2 separate regions of the Homo sapiens genome follow, and region 2 is linked to region 1. Evidence: chromatin contacts called from ENCODE Hi-C or POLR2A ChIA-PET data. All regions are on one chromosome and are shown on one strand. The core of a region is the stretch at or near the end of the contact, and the rest is flanking DNA. Distances in the headings are between cores, read along the strand shown. Region 1 overlaps LINC02642 (long intergenic non-protein coding RNA 2642). Region 2 has its middle 34 kb from the start of LINC02642.

Region 1 (7,272 bases), core at 2,634-5,133:
AGAAAGGGGAACACTCATACACTGTTGGTGGGAATCCAAATTAGTACAACCTCTGTGGAAAACAGTGCGGAGATTTCTCAAAGAACTGAAAACAGAATTATCATTCAACCTGGCAATCTCACCCCTGGGTATCTACCCAAAGGAAAACAAATTGTTGTATCAAAAAGACACTTCCTCTCATATGTGTATCGCAGTACTATTCACAATAGCAAAGATGTGGAATCAACCTAAGTCCATGGATGAATGAATGAATTATAAATGCCCATCAATAATAGACTGGATAAAGAAAATGTGGTATAATTCACACTACGGAACACTATGCAGCCATAAAGAATAATGAGATCATGTCCTTTGCAGGGACATGGCTGTAGCTGGAGGCCATTATCCTTAGCAAACTAATGCAGGAACAGAAAATTAAATACTGCATGTTCTGACTTATAAGCAGGAGCTAAGAGATGAGAATACGTGGACACAAAGAGGTAACAACAGACATTGAGGCCTATTGGAGAGTGGAAGGCTGGAGGAGGGAGAGGATCAGGAAAAATAACTAATGGGTACTAGACTTAATGAAATAATCTGTACAACAAACTCCCATAGCACAAGTTTGCCAATGTAACAAACCTGCACATGTACCCCGAACTTAAAAGTTAAAAAAAAAAAAAAGAAAATGTGAAACATATACACCATGGAATACTATGCAGCCATAAAAAAGATTAAGATCATGTCTTTCGAAGCAATATGGATGGAGTTGAAGGCCATTGTTCTAATTGAAATAACTCAGAATCAGAAAGTCAAATATTGAATGTTATCGCTTACAAGTAGGAGGAAAACAAGGGGTACACATGAATACACAGAGGTAAATAATTGACATTGAGGAACCCAAAAGAGTGGAGGGCAGGATGGGGGGATGAGGGTTGAAAAATTACCTATTGGGTATAATGTTCACTATTTGGGTGATGGGTACACTAGAAACTCAAATCTTGCATTATGTAATAAATCCATGTAACAAACCAGCACATGTATCCCCAAATCTATAAAAATAAATTTTTTTAAGGTGAAAAAAAGGCTTCTCTTTGTCCAGAAGGAAAAATGCTACCTCATCCTTCAAGGCTGCTTGCTGCCGCCCCAAGACACAGCCCAGATAAAGGGCCATCAGGCACGCACACCTGCAGGATGAGGAAGAGACACTCAGGGCCACGGTGGATTGCCTCTCCCGGGAGCCCTGGACCTACTATTGAACCTCTCGCTACCTCAGTTTCCTTGTGTCTTAAGTTGGGATAATCATAGTACCTGCATCATAGAGGTTTTGTAAGGGTTGAAAGGATTAACCCAGAAGAAGTGATAAGTCCCAGCTATTACTATCAATCTTCCACTTTGCCCTTCCCTACTTCCACATATTTTATGTGTAGCTTTTATTCTATTTCACGGTAAATAAATAATAGAGATGAAGTCTCACTATGTTGCCCAGGCTGGTCTCAAACTCCTGGGCTCAGGCGATCTTCCCCACTAGCCTCCCAAAATGCAGGGTGCAGGGGTAACAGGTGTGTGAGCCACCACACCCAGCCATAAGGGTACATTTGCAGATCTTCTTTTTCCCCACTGCCTAACAGCTCCTTGAAGCATATTCATCCTTGCAGCTCAGATGCCAGTACAGGGTAGATAATTATTATATTTGTTGATTAAAAGAGTAAACAAAAAGTCTTCCCGTATATCAACCAGTGTGATCTGACTAGAGTCTCTGTATACTTTTGATCAAATTTCATGACTCCAAACTTTTCAATGCTTTGGTGAAAAAAAAAATCATCATTCTGTTTTAGGTAGTGCTCTTTTCAACGCAATAACATGAAATGGCAATTTATTAATATAGGAAGATCAAGTAGTTCCTCCAGGAAAATTACCTGGTCTCACCTGTTTACATTTCTATGAAATGGGAACGATAATAGTGCCTACCTGTAGTGCAGTTGGGAGAAATAATGAGTTGACGTATGTAAAATGTCTAGAAGAGCACTTAGCACATGCTACATCTATCTCAGCTTTTTATTCCTCATTGGAGCTCATGACCTCTTGTTTAGTTATGGGAAATCATTGCATATTTCAGTCATTTGCGATGCCTAAAAGATAGAAACTTAGTTTCCACTATTATTGCTTTAATTCAGAAAACAGTGTCTCTGGAGATAGGAGTCCAATGGGTCATTGTTTTATCAACAGTTTCTCAGAACAATCCAGGTGAACACATGGCAGCCCTTCTTGAGGGCTGGCTGGACCTAATAGGCTTCCTCTGACCAGATAGAAGCAGCCAGGAGAGGTGACCCCATGTCTAACATAAATTCTGATCTGTGACCAGTAAATCAGCACATCTCAGAAAAATGAATACGTAAAGGAAGAATAAAAAAAGTCACCGAAACCATTTAACATGGCCTTTGTTTTATGTACCTGATAGGAAACCATCATCCAGTCTTTTTTTCTGAAATAAATAAGGCTGTGGATGGATAGCAGTTTCTATAACAATCTCCAATTCTTTCAGCTGAGTTTCCTGAAATCATGGTCCTTCACTCTACTTCTTTGACTGTGCCAACCTTGCTGAAACAAGACTTCCCTGTTCTTTGGCCCCGTGTGCTGTTTTGTTAGCTAGAAAATGCAGCCTTCTAATCGGTATGCGCTTTACTGGTCTCCGGTGTCTACTAAACAGCCAAAAGCCCCTCTCGCCCTAGAAAGAGTAGAACTCAGAAACGCTTATGGCCTGCGGGTGAGACAAGATTGACTACAGGACTGCGATTTCTTTGGATTTCACAACAAGACCTGTGTTGTTTCCTCTACCCCAGTCTACCTAGAATGGGATTTCACCCACAGCTGCTGCCAGCACCCACTCACCCCTGACGACACACACCTGCCTGGCCAGCCAGAGATCCACGGCGCTAATGCACTGCTTTTCCGAGGCGGGAGAAAGATAATGGAAAGATTGATAGACAGAAAGAGGAGTTCAACAAGACAACAGAATGCTCAGAAGTGCACATCCTAGTTCCATTTCTAACTGCACCTGGCCTTGTTATATGCGTGTAGCTTCTTACGCTGCCATGCATGTTGTGTATGTATATATACATGTAAAAATATATATTCTTTTAAAAATATTTAACAATTGTGGGCTCTGATAAAAGAGACTTTAGTATTTTTCAGATCAAGAGGCTATCGTGTGCCTAATCACATATTCGGTTGAGAGCGGGTCCAGAATTTGGTCTTGGTTGTTCTGATTCTCAGCCGGAAGCAAGTGCTGCTGTGTACCATGGTGTCTCTTCTGTGTGCCTCAATATGAACCATTTGCACCTGAAGTCGGCTACATAAAAAACTCAAACTCTCTTTTTATTTATTTACTTTTTTTTTTTTTTTTTTTTGAGATGGAGCCTTGCTCTGTCGCCCAGGCTGGAGTGCAGTGGTGCTATCTCGGCTCACAGCAACCTCTGCCTCTGAGTTCAAGCGATTCTCCTGCCTCAGCATCCCAAGTAGCTGAGACTATAGGCACCCACCACCATGCCCGGCTATTTTTTTGTATTTTTAGTAGAGGGGGGTTTCACCATGTTAGCCACGATAGTCTCGATCTCCTGACCTCATGATCCGCCTACCTCGGCCTCCCAAAGTGCTGGGATTACAGGCGTGAGCCACCGCGCCCGGCCTCAAACTCATTTGCTAAACAATATAGTATCCAGTAAGTACCAGATGTTCCCAGAGCTTCCATGCATTCAGACAAGGAAACAGGGAGCCCCTCAGAGTACTGCTACAGGATCCCCAACTTCCTTCTCTCCCTGAGCATGTGGGAAGGCCAGACTTCCTGTGCAGTTAGTTGCAGACTCATGAATCAGCTTTGGGAAATGGAATATGTGTCTACGTGGCATCCTCACTACTGGCTGGGCCACACAATATCCCACACTGTGTCCCCATCCTTTAAATGACTTAAACCCAAATCCTTCCACAACCTCTTTTCCCTGTCTGACTAAGAAGCAGAGGGCCCTGAGATAGGAGAACACAGACAAAATTTGAGGAAGAGCTGTCTTGCAAAATTGCGTGACCTGAAAAACAGTTTATAAGAGCAAAAAAGAAACTGTGATGATGTTAAGCCACTGCAACTTTAGAGGTTTGTTTTGTTGTGAGACAGAGTCTCGCTCTGTTGCACAGGCTGCAGTACAGTGGCACGACCTCAGCTCACTGCAACCTCTGCCTCCCGGGTTCAAGTGATTCTTCTGCCTCAGCCTCCTGAGAAGCTGGGATTACAGGCGCCTGCCACCACACCAGGCTAATCTTTGTATTTTTAGTAGAGATGGGGTTTCACCATGTTGGCCAACTGGACTCAAACTCCTGACCTCAAGTGATCGGCTCACCTCGGTCTCCCAAAGCACTGGCATTACAGGTGTGAGCCACTTCACCCAGCCTTTAGACGTATTTGTTACAGCAGCGTCTCTAACTCGTGTCTCCTTAGTTCGCCTGACAGGTCTCCTGCAGCTTCAGTGTGCGGCTGAAGGCCCTTCTCAAGGACTGGGTCTCTCCCTGTGGTAGGGTTCTCCATTTAACATGGTCATGGTTCACGGTTTCATGTACCTGATAGGCAATCATCACTCCGTGTTGTTTTTTTTTTTTCTTTTTTTCTGAAATAAATGAGGCTTTGGATAGATGCCTATTTCTATTATGATGTCAAATTCTTATATACCATAGGTCTTTCTCTGACCACAGCAGATTGCTTATCCTGCACATGGGACATGCAGGAAATGCTAAGGAATTAATAGGAGCAGCCCCCAACCAACAAGGGACGGAGGTTGGTGGATATATAATGTCTCAGCTTCCCTGCTGCGGGGAGACAATTGTCAGATACTCTCTGCATATTTGCTCCACAGCAGGACTGCGCCCAGTGGCTCAGAGTGGAAACCCTCTCTTCCTTGCTTTCCTTCCCACCTTCCTTCCCACTCCTTCACTGTACTTGTCAGGATCACTTCCCAAATAAATGACTTAAACCCCAACCCTTGCACAGTGCCCTGCTTTTGCAAGAGGCCAAACCCACAGAAGGGAGTTAGCATTCATTTTGCTCATATGGGAAGAATGCAGTTGAATGAATCACGTGGGCAGCCTAAAATTTTTAAGCTTGTGAATTCCAGTTCTGTTCATGGTTCTAGTACATGAACCAGCAAATCAGGGTCACCTTACTTATCTAATATTTGAGGGAACTGGCAAGGAATAAGTAATAATCCTGAAATTATTTGCAAATGCTAAATACCATTTTTAATTAATAAGCAAAAACTACAGTCTTTAAAGAGTGTTTTCTGGTTAAAAGCAAAGCCCATTCAGCATATTAAACTTGGAAAACAGAGACAAACCCAAAGAGAAAAATAAAATGTCCCCATTATCCCATGGCAGCTTTAAAAATTTAAGTGTACAGCCTTTGGGTGCTTTTTTTCCCCTCTGTGTATATATAGGTTAGCAAAATGAGATCACATTGTATAAAGAGTATTGTAACTTGATTTGAATTTACCAAAAAAACAGATGTGTAGCTTTCAGTGGTACTCCGGATATATTTTAGAGAGTTCTCTAATCCTTGAGTCTGCAGGATATAAACTGATGTGCCATATCCATGTTGTACTTCATTCCATCCCAGGACCACTTGCTAGACTCACATAGAAATATGCAAAGGTCAAAATGAATTTATATTTATTTAGCAAACTCAGTGAGATCAGGGATTTTCCTTTTTCTACTTTGTTATAGCCAGAGTTTAGAACAACGCTTCACACAATATGCATTCAATAAATATGTATCGAATAAATACATGAAACAACAAAGCAGCTAACACCATTTTACTGACTGGTTTAGGTCCACTTGTAGTCAATGTGAAGCCAAAATCAGTGTCCAGTAACAAGCACTTTTATGAGCACTGGTTTTCTGGGATGGCTGCTTATTGCGTTTTCTCTACTTTATTCCCTTAGTCATGGGTCAGACTTTCCTGCTATCAACAGCAATCAAACCCTGCCATTTCATAGCAACCTAAGGCCCCCAAAACAGGGTGGGGTTTCCCAAGAGCAAGGCACAGCTCGTTCCTATTGCTGGAACTCTCCCTTCTCTACAAAAATATCGTGTCCTCATAAGTCATTCACACCAACTTCCATTTGTCAAGATAATTGGGGACATTTTACAATGCTGTAACCTAGATGTTATCGTGGAGACTCGCCCTGTTTCCAATTTGCAATCTTCAGGAAGGTGGCCATGCGCCTGCCATTCAGCAGGGCCACGGACCCACTGCCAAAGGACTCATGGCTTGCAGTGTCACTGACCCTCACCATCCTAAGATCATCCGAGGTGAGGCGCTGAACACAGAGCCTCAGGCAGCCCCTCAGTTCTCTCCTGCAAGTCCAGACAAGGACTTGCTGGTTTATTTCACTTAGATTCTTGCCTCTTGGGGGCTTTGAGAACATGGAGTGGTATTGACATAACCTTAGGGATCTATCTCTGTGACCAGCTAAATGCAATTGTCACCATTTTGATTATTCGGTGACGTCAGACGTCACCTGGCTAAGCTGGCTCCCCACTGAAAATGTGACTCTGGTTTTTTGTCCTTGCGATAGTTTGCTGAGAATGATGGTTTCCAGCTTCATCCATGTGGGAATTGAACAATGAGAACACTTGGACACAGGAAGGGGAACATCACACACCAGGGCCTGTTGTGGGGTGGGGAGATGGGGGAGGGAGAGCATTAGGAGAAATACCTAATGTAAATGACGAGTTAATGGGTGCAGCACACCAACATGGCACATGTATACATATGTAACAAATCTGCACGTTGTGCACATGTACCCTAGAACTTAAAGTATAATAATAAAATATATATATATTTTATATATATATATAATATATATATATAAAAGAAAAGAAAAAAGAAAATGTGACTCTGATACAACGAGAATGCTTTCATTGAATTTTAACTTCAAGGACAAGTGGGAAAACTTGGCTTCGGTGAACCGGCTGCAAGTGCAGTATTCCATGAGTGTGGCACGTTTCAAACCTTAAACACCCCTCCAGGCTGGGGGGCATAGATGATAGGTGCCCAGCCAGCCCTTCCTCTACTACAATACGTCCTCTCACTTTTAGGTGGTATCTTTCATTTTGTTTTGGAAAAATTAGCTTCATGCCATGAGCTGAATGGTAGTACCGTGGGGAAGGGCAAAGAGAGCTGATTAGCCGCTTTGTCAACAATAAAATCCCCTTCCAGCCACTTCTGTAGCTCTAAGGAGCCATCACAGC
Region 2 (7,272 bases), core at 3,055-5,554, 50 kb after region 1:
CACTAGCTGGGCAACATGTGCACAGCCTAACATTACTACTATTAATAAAGGGAGGATGGGTTTTTGTTGGCAATCAATTATTTCTACTACACCGGTCAAAATTACTGGAAGAGTTATCTATATTCCTTCTTACTCTTCCACAGCCTGGTACCTAGCACAGTGCCTGACGTACAGAACAAGTTGAAGTGAATACTTGAATGAACGCATGAATGAAAACCAAAGCTGAACTACATGCTAAATCATTGGCTAAGTTTTCTCACCAGCCAAGTGACTTGTTCTAATACAACGGCCTCCCAGTTCCGTTCAGACTATCCAAAATCATACCTCAGGAAAAGGAAAGTGAGTGTTTGCCATGCACTTGCTAATTCTGATCGCTTATTAATTCTGAGAACTTCAAAAGTTTTATTTTTTCTACAAATAACAAAATGATACATTTACATAAATGTCATTTGATGTTTGCAATCTTCATGTGTGCAAGATAGAAAAGTTATCATACTTATCACGTTGTCATATAGGTGGAACAATTGATGCTCTAGCTGATTCAGACAACAAGAATTATGAGTAAATTTAAAGGTAATGACCTAGATCTTTCTATTTTGCTGCTAAAGAGTCTATTTAACTTATGTGGCATAATTTCAATCATTTAAATTTTGTATAATTTAGAAGTAGCTATATCTGATTAATTTATAAGTGATTATTTTTCTTAATGTGGCTTTTAATTTTTTTTTTCTTTTTTTTCAGGTCTCAGAGTATAATGTGACTTTTTAATAACATCTCAGCAAACTTGCATTTCTTGCTAACATTTCATCTGCATGTAAAGATTATCTTGCACATAGGGCCTTATGATAATAAACCGAATGCAGAATAACCTATTTTGAACAGATGATAAAATTTTTCTAAAAAAAGGGTTTTGTGAATATAATTGTTTGAGAGAGAACCACATACTGTAATTCAAAGTTATAGTGGTGATACGTCTGCACTGGAATGAGGTCAAAGTTCACATATTCATAAGATTCCACGTACTGAAAGGCTAGTTTAAAAGCTGCTGAAAAATATGGATTTTAAAATAATTTATTTTTATACATTTTGATCTATGAACTGTGATTTCTAACACCATAGGGTAGTGAGAGATTGGATTAGGAGTAGCAGGGGGGAGGGGGCAGAGTTGGGGAAGGGAAGGGAAGAGGAAAAGAAAGGCAAATGGACTTGCCTGGCGCTCTCACAACTACTAGAGTGGAAACTGCCCTTAAGACCCTTGCAGGGATTCCAAAAGACAGAAGCTCTGAGAGTGAGCCACGGAACCCACGCCATGCAGAACATGCTTGTCAGACTAGAGGCTCCTTGATAACAAGCCACCAGAGCCCCTCCAGCTGGCCCCAGCACAAGGTGATGCGTATGTGCCAGGCACGAAGGGCGCAGTGGTCCTGCTGCGTTTGCCTACAGGGGCAGTGGCATTTGCCATCAAGATGGCCTTTGGTCTGTGTTTTTTAGGCCACTTCTTCCTTTTTATCGTTCTTAGTCTGATTCTTACCTATGGTGAATCAAGGTACTTAAATTTATTGGGAAAATGATTTCAGTATAACAAGTAAAAATTTCAGGAAGTTACCAATACAGGCCTCCTCCTCTTCCTCATTTGCCTCCTCGTCTTCCTCCTCTTCCTCCCTTTTCCTCCTCCTCCTCCACCTTTTCCACCTCCTCCTCCTCCACCTCTTCCTCTTCCTCCTCCTCCACCTTTCTCTTCCTCCACCTCTTCCTCTTCCTCTTCTTCTTCCACCTCCACCTCCTCCTTCTCATCCTGCTCCTCTTCTTCCTCCTTCCTCTCCTTTTTTGTCTCCTTCTTTTCCTCTTTGTTCTCCTCCTCTTTCCCCTCCTCCTCTTCCTCCTGCTCTTCCCCCTCCTTCTCCCTCTCGTCTTCTTCCTTCTCCACTTCTTTCTTCTTCATCTCCTCCTCTTTCTTTTAAACTCTTTGCCCTGAGAACATGTTACTCAGAGGCAGTGGGTTCAGTCTCCCTGGATGGACAGGGCACTTGATCCTTGTTTCTGATCCTTGCTAGGGGGAGGGGAAAGGCTCTGGTCCTCAGCTGGTGGTTGCTCTCTTCCCCTCCTTCCCCTTCTTCTCTCCGGACATCTTTTCTCCCCCTTTCCTTTTTTTCTTCTTGTCTGTACCAGATGTCCATGACAAATCACGCCCAGGCTGTGTTTATTTTCACAAATAGGCATCACTCATCTGACCATCCCAAATAGGTTCATTTTTCTTTGCATTATCCTTACAATGATAACCAGTTTAAATCCCCAGGAAGAAAGGACGTCTGAGGGGTTATCCTTCCCTTAGTGACGGAGAGCTTACAAGGCATCTGCTTCTCTAGGAGCCTCATCATCAAACTTCCTCTGTGATCATCATACAGTTTCATAGAACAGATCCTGCAGGAGGAAGGTTTAGCTCAGCAACATCCCTTTCAACTCACAAAGACGGGCTACAGAGAAGGAGAGGCTGTGCCTAGCAGGGGAAATTGTGCGTCCTAAGGCCGGGGGTCCACGGCTGAGCCTGGAATCAGGACATGGACCATGAAAGGTTTGCAGGCCATGGGAAAGGGAGTGGTTCCTGTCCTAAGGGCAACATAAAGCCACTGGAGTATTTTAAGCAAGGAAACAGCATGACTACCTCTGTATTTCATAAAGGTCCTGCTGGCCAATGTGATCATGGAGAGATGGGAGGAAAGCTGGGGTGTTGGGGGGAGACCAGGAGTCTTGCTTGCATGGAGCTAAGAGCAGTGGACCTGGGGACAAGAGAATGGATTAAAACATGGTCCAGAGATAGGACAGGCAGGCTTTTGGTCAATTGGATGAGGGTGCTGAAGTAGACACAGCAACCATGAATGACTTCCAGGTCTCTGGCTTAGGCAGATTAACTGGTGGTGCCATTTGCTGAGATATGGAACATGAAAAGAAGGACAGATTTGGGGAAGAGAAGGGATGAGTAGATATTGCACTTGTGCAGTTGAGGGGTCTGTGGGACATCCCACCAGAAGTAACTGGTCGGCAGCTGGAGCGAGAGTGTGGGGTTCATGAGAGAGCTGGGATGGTCCCTAAAGCTCTGGTATTGATGAGTTCTGAGTGTGTGTGGGATGAAAAGAGTTACTTATTAATAGATAGGCCCTGGAGGAGGTCAATATTTAACAGATGGACAGAGAGGCAGGAAGGCCTACATGGGTTACCAAACATGAGCATCTGGGGGGCTTAGGGGGCTAAAATCCCACGCAGGGGTATTATCTCTGAAACCAAGGGAAAATCATGTTTTGACAAGAAAAGTAAGTTGAACAAATTTGACTGAGAGGAAAGGTAAGACAAGGACTGAAAGTGATGAAGTGGTTGTTTATAACCTGGACAAGAGGCTCATGCCTGTAATCCCAGCACTTTGGGAGGTGGAGGCAGGCAGATCACCTGAGGTCAGGAATTCAAGACCAGCTTGGCCAATGTGGTGAAACCCAACTCTACTAAAAATACAAAAATTAGCTGGGAATGGTACCACGCACCTGTAATCCCAGCTACTCAGAAGGCTGAGGCAGGAGAATCGCTTGAATTTAGGATGCAGAGGTTGCAGTGAGCTGAGACTGCTCCACTGCACTCCAGCCTGGGCAACAGAGTGAGACTCCATCTCAAAACAAACAAACAAACAAAATAATAATAACCTGGGCAAGAGAAGTTTCATTGAGGTGGAGGGGCAGATGTTGGGGGATTTGGGATGGGGGCCAGATTGTGGCAGACTAAGAAGGATGTAGCAGGAGCAGCCCATGCAAATTGTGACTTCAAAGTGGAGCAGAGACTCCAGAAAGTAGATAGAAGATGAAGTTGGGTTGAGGGAGATTTAAAAAAAAAAAAAAATAGAGGCTGGGCACGGTGGCTCATGCCTGTAATCCCAGCACTTTGAGAGGCTAAGGCAGGAAGATCCTTTGAGCACAGGAGTTCGAGACCAGCCTGGGCAACATGGTAAAACCCCGTCTCTAAAAAAATACAAAAATTAGCTCGGTGTGGTGGTGCATGCGTGTGGTCCCAGCTACTCGGGAGGCTGAGGCAGGAGGATTGCTTGAGCCAAGGAGTTTGAGGCTGCAGTGAGTCAAGATGGCGCCACTGCACTCCAGCCTGGGCTACAGAATGAGACCCTGCCAAAAAAAAAAAAAAAAAAAAAAAGAACATTTTAACTTGAACATTTTAAAAGATAATGGAAAGATGCTGGGAGATGAAAGATGTGAAGTTCAGAAGAGAGGCCCTTCTCGATGAGGCAGAAGGTGCAGGTGGACGGCTTCCTCAGAGGGGGTGGGACACCTTGTCTGTCGTCACAGAAAGGAAGAAGGAAATAGGAGGGATGCAGCTGCAAGCCTGGGTGTTGTTCCGTGGCAGGAAGTCGAGGGGGCTCGGGGCCTTTATTTACTCTGGAAAATAGAAATCAAGACAGTCACCCAAGAGCAGGGAGGCTGTGGCCTGGCTGGAGCCCTGTGGCGGGAAGGAGAGGCCCAGGATGTGGCTGGAGGCCTGTGGAGGGAAGGAGAGGCCCAGGATGTGGCTGGAGGCCTGTGGAGGGAAGGAGAGGCCCAGGATGTGGCTGGAGGCCTGTGGGGGGAAGGAGAGGCCCAGGATGTGGCTGGAGGCCTGTGGTGGGAAGGAGAGGCCCAGGATGTAGCTGGAGGCCTGTGGAGGGAGAGAGGGGCCCGGGGCATGGCTGGGGGCCTGTGGAGGGAAAGAAGGGGCCCAGGGTGTGGCTGGAGCCCTGTGGAGGGGAAGAGGGGGCCGAGGCCTGGCTGGAGGCCTGTGGAGGGAGAGAGAGGCCCGGGGCATGGCTGGAGCCCTGTGGAGGGAGAGAGAGGCTTGGGGCATGGCTGGAGGCCTGTGGAGGGAGAGCAAGCTGAGCGTGGATGCAGGCACTGAGGAGGAAGCCTCCACCAGACTGCACAGCCAGGCTCTTCTGCAGCGCCCTTAGCCCTCCAGGCAGGAGCAGGTAGAAAGAAGGCTCCATCACGGGGTCCTGTGTGACAGGGAAACAAAGGGCCAGGGAGAGGTGCAGAGGGTAGTGGAAGTGGCTGATGATGGAAGCTATGCTGGAAGTGGAAGGAAACCAGGATAGGAAGGAACTCAGAAATAAGAAGAAAGCAAAGGTCTCAGAAGATGGCAGGTCCCACTGAAGCTGAAGAACCAACTGTGGAGGCTGGCGAGAGTGCAGCCAATAAGATCTGAGGGAAGAGACAAAGATCAGAAAAATGCATGTGAGAGTGGAGGGAGGGAGTAAAGGAAAGTGAGTGCCCAGAGGTGCAGACTGTCACGTCATGTGAGTTACTGGCCTTCATTTTGGATTTGCACTTCTCCATGGTCAAGGGGTTTATGTGGTTGAAATGTCTAGCCAACCACGACAAAATGCACAAGTTACTGCAGAAGAGAGGCTTATTTTTCTGGTCCTGGAGTTAAAGACTTTCTGCCGTGGCCTCCCAGTGAGAGACTCCAGGCCCCGTGGTGGACAGGGTCCCATCCACACTGCAACATTGAAGTCATAGCCAGGTGGTTTTTAAACAAATCTTTATTAAAGCTCCTCTATGTAGTTTAATCCATAGAAAAAATTCCTTTGAATTGATTTTCATTCGCCTTTTACAGATGGGCAAACAGGCTCAGAGAGGTTAAAAACTTGGCAGGCTGGTGAATGGCAGCTTGAGAATTAAACACAGACCTTGTGCCCACAGGTTTACAGCTCTGTCCGTTGCTGCTCCCTCAAGGCCTTCAATCAATGATTCGTTCAGCCTCTATATTTTTATGATTATTACTTAAAAATAGACCTTATTTTTAGAGCAGCTTTATGTTCACAGCAAAATTGAGAAGAGGGTACAGAGATTTTCCCTATACCTCCTCCCTCCACATATGCACAGCCTCCTCCAACTATCAACGTCCCTACCAGGGTGGCACATTTTTTACAATTAATGAACCTACATTGGCACATCACCATCACCCAAAGGCCAGTTTGCACTATGATTCACTCTTGGTGTTGTAAATCCTATGGGTTTGGACAAATGTCTAAGGACATGTATCCCCCATTATGGTATCACACACAGTGGTTTCACTGCCCTGAAAATCCTCTCCCTATTCATCCCTCCTCCTCACCAACTGATATGGTTTGGCTGTGTTCCCACCCAAATCTCACCCTGAGTTGCAATAATCCCCACGCATCAAGGGCAGGCCTGGTAGAGATAACTGAATCATGGGGGCAGTTTCCCCAACAGTCTTCTCATGGTAGTGAACAAGTCTTATGAGATCTGATTGTTTTATAAATGGGAGTTCCCCTGCACAAGCTCTCTCTTGCCTGCCACCATGTAAGATGTGACTTTGCTCCTCCTTTGCCTTATGCCATGATGGTGAGGCCTACCCAGCAATGTGGAACCATGAGTCCGTTAAACCTCTGTCCTTTATAAATTACACAGTCTCAGGTATGTCTTTATTAGCAGCATGAGAACAGACTAACACACCAGCTCCTGGCAACCCCTGATCTTTTTACTGTCTCCATAGTTTTGCCTTTTCCAGAATGTCGTATAGTTGGATTCATATGGCATATAGCTTTTTCAGATGAGCTTCTTTCACTTAGTAATATGTATTTAAGTTTCCTTCATGTCTTTTCATGGCTTGATAGTTCATTCCTTTTTTAGCACTGAATCATATTCCACTGTCTGGATGTTCCATAGTTTATTTATCCATGCACTTACAGAAGGACATCTTGATTGCTTCCAAGTTTGGCAATTATGAATAAAGCTGCCATAAACATTGGTGTGCATGGTTTTGTATGGACATAGATTTTCAACTCCTTGGGGTAAATAGTGTAAGAGTTGAAGAAAGAAGAAACACAGAAAGTGGCTCAATAGTCAAAGACAGATTTATTTTGGAGAATAAACCTGAGAAGGGCTTCTGGCCAATTTCAGTTAGGAGTGCTCTCTCTTACAGACTAAGGGTATTTAAGGGCTTTAGGGAGGGGGAGCTTATCACAGGCTCAGAATGTTTCTGTATGAAGGAGAGTTTTATTGTAGGTTTGGAATGTCTCTGGTTGGAGTTGGGGTTATCTCAGGGTTGGCATGTTTCTGGTCGGAGCAGGTTTTCTAAGGGTTGAAATGTTTCTGTTCATGCTGACATTAGCCATCAGGCTGATGTTTTGGGGCTGGATTTAGGGGAACTTAAAATGGCAGTGTTTGTCCAAGATGGCGATGCTCCTGATGTGTCAAATAGGAAGGGGCACAATTGCTGGAT

Evidence for each region. A loop is a pair of places that touch in the nucleus more often than their neighbours do. ChIA-PET counts read pairs that join two places held with the same protein, here RNA polymerase II (POLR2A). Pooled maps may share reads with other maps.
Region 2: a loop to region 1 is called in a pooled map, with 2.0 times the contacts of the local background. The contact joins two enhancer-like sites. A Hi-C loop is called at or near these places in 2 of 168 maps with a recorded cell type or tissue (DLD1 and endothelial cell of hepatic sinusoid), 3 of 37 single-sample maps with no recorded cell type and 4 of 50 pooled maps. POLR2A ChIA-PET finds 5 or more read pairs at or near these places in 4 of 52 experiments (GM12878, H1, OCI-LY7 and 1 more).

What each region holds. Positions count from the first base shown.
Region 1 is chr10:7,453,713-7,460,984 of GRCh38, forward strand. The region is part of intron 3 of LINC02642 (long intergenic non-protein coding RNA 2642); the gene reads right to left. Among named protein-coding and RNA genes, the nearest start is that of LINC02642, 16 kb to the right of the region's middle. RefSeq lists enhancers at 3,846-3,895, 4,575-5,139. Within about 2 kb of position 3,884, at least 2 of the 41 ENCODE cell types and tissues checked have a DNase peak (open chromatin) inside an H3K27ac peak, as active enhancers do.
Region 2 is chr10:7,503,632-7,510,903 of GRCh38, forward strand. No RefSeq gene overlaps it. Among named protein-coding and RNA genes, the nearest start is that of LINC02642, 34 kb to the left of the region's middle. Within about 2 kb of position 4,305, at least 5 of the 41 ENCODE cell types and tissues checked have a DNase peak (open chromatin) inside an H3K27ac peak, as active enhancers do.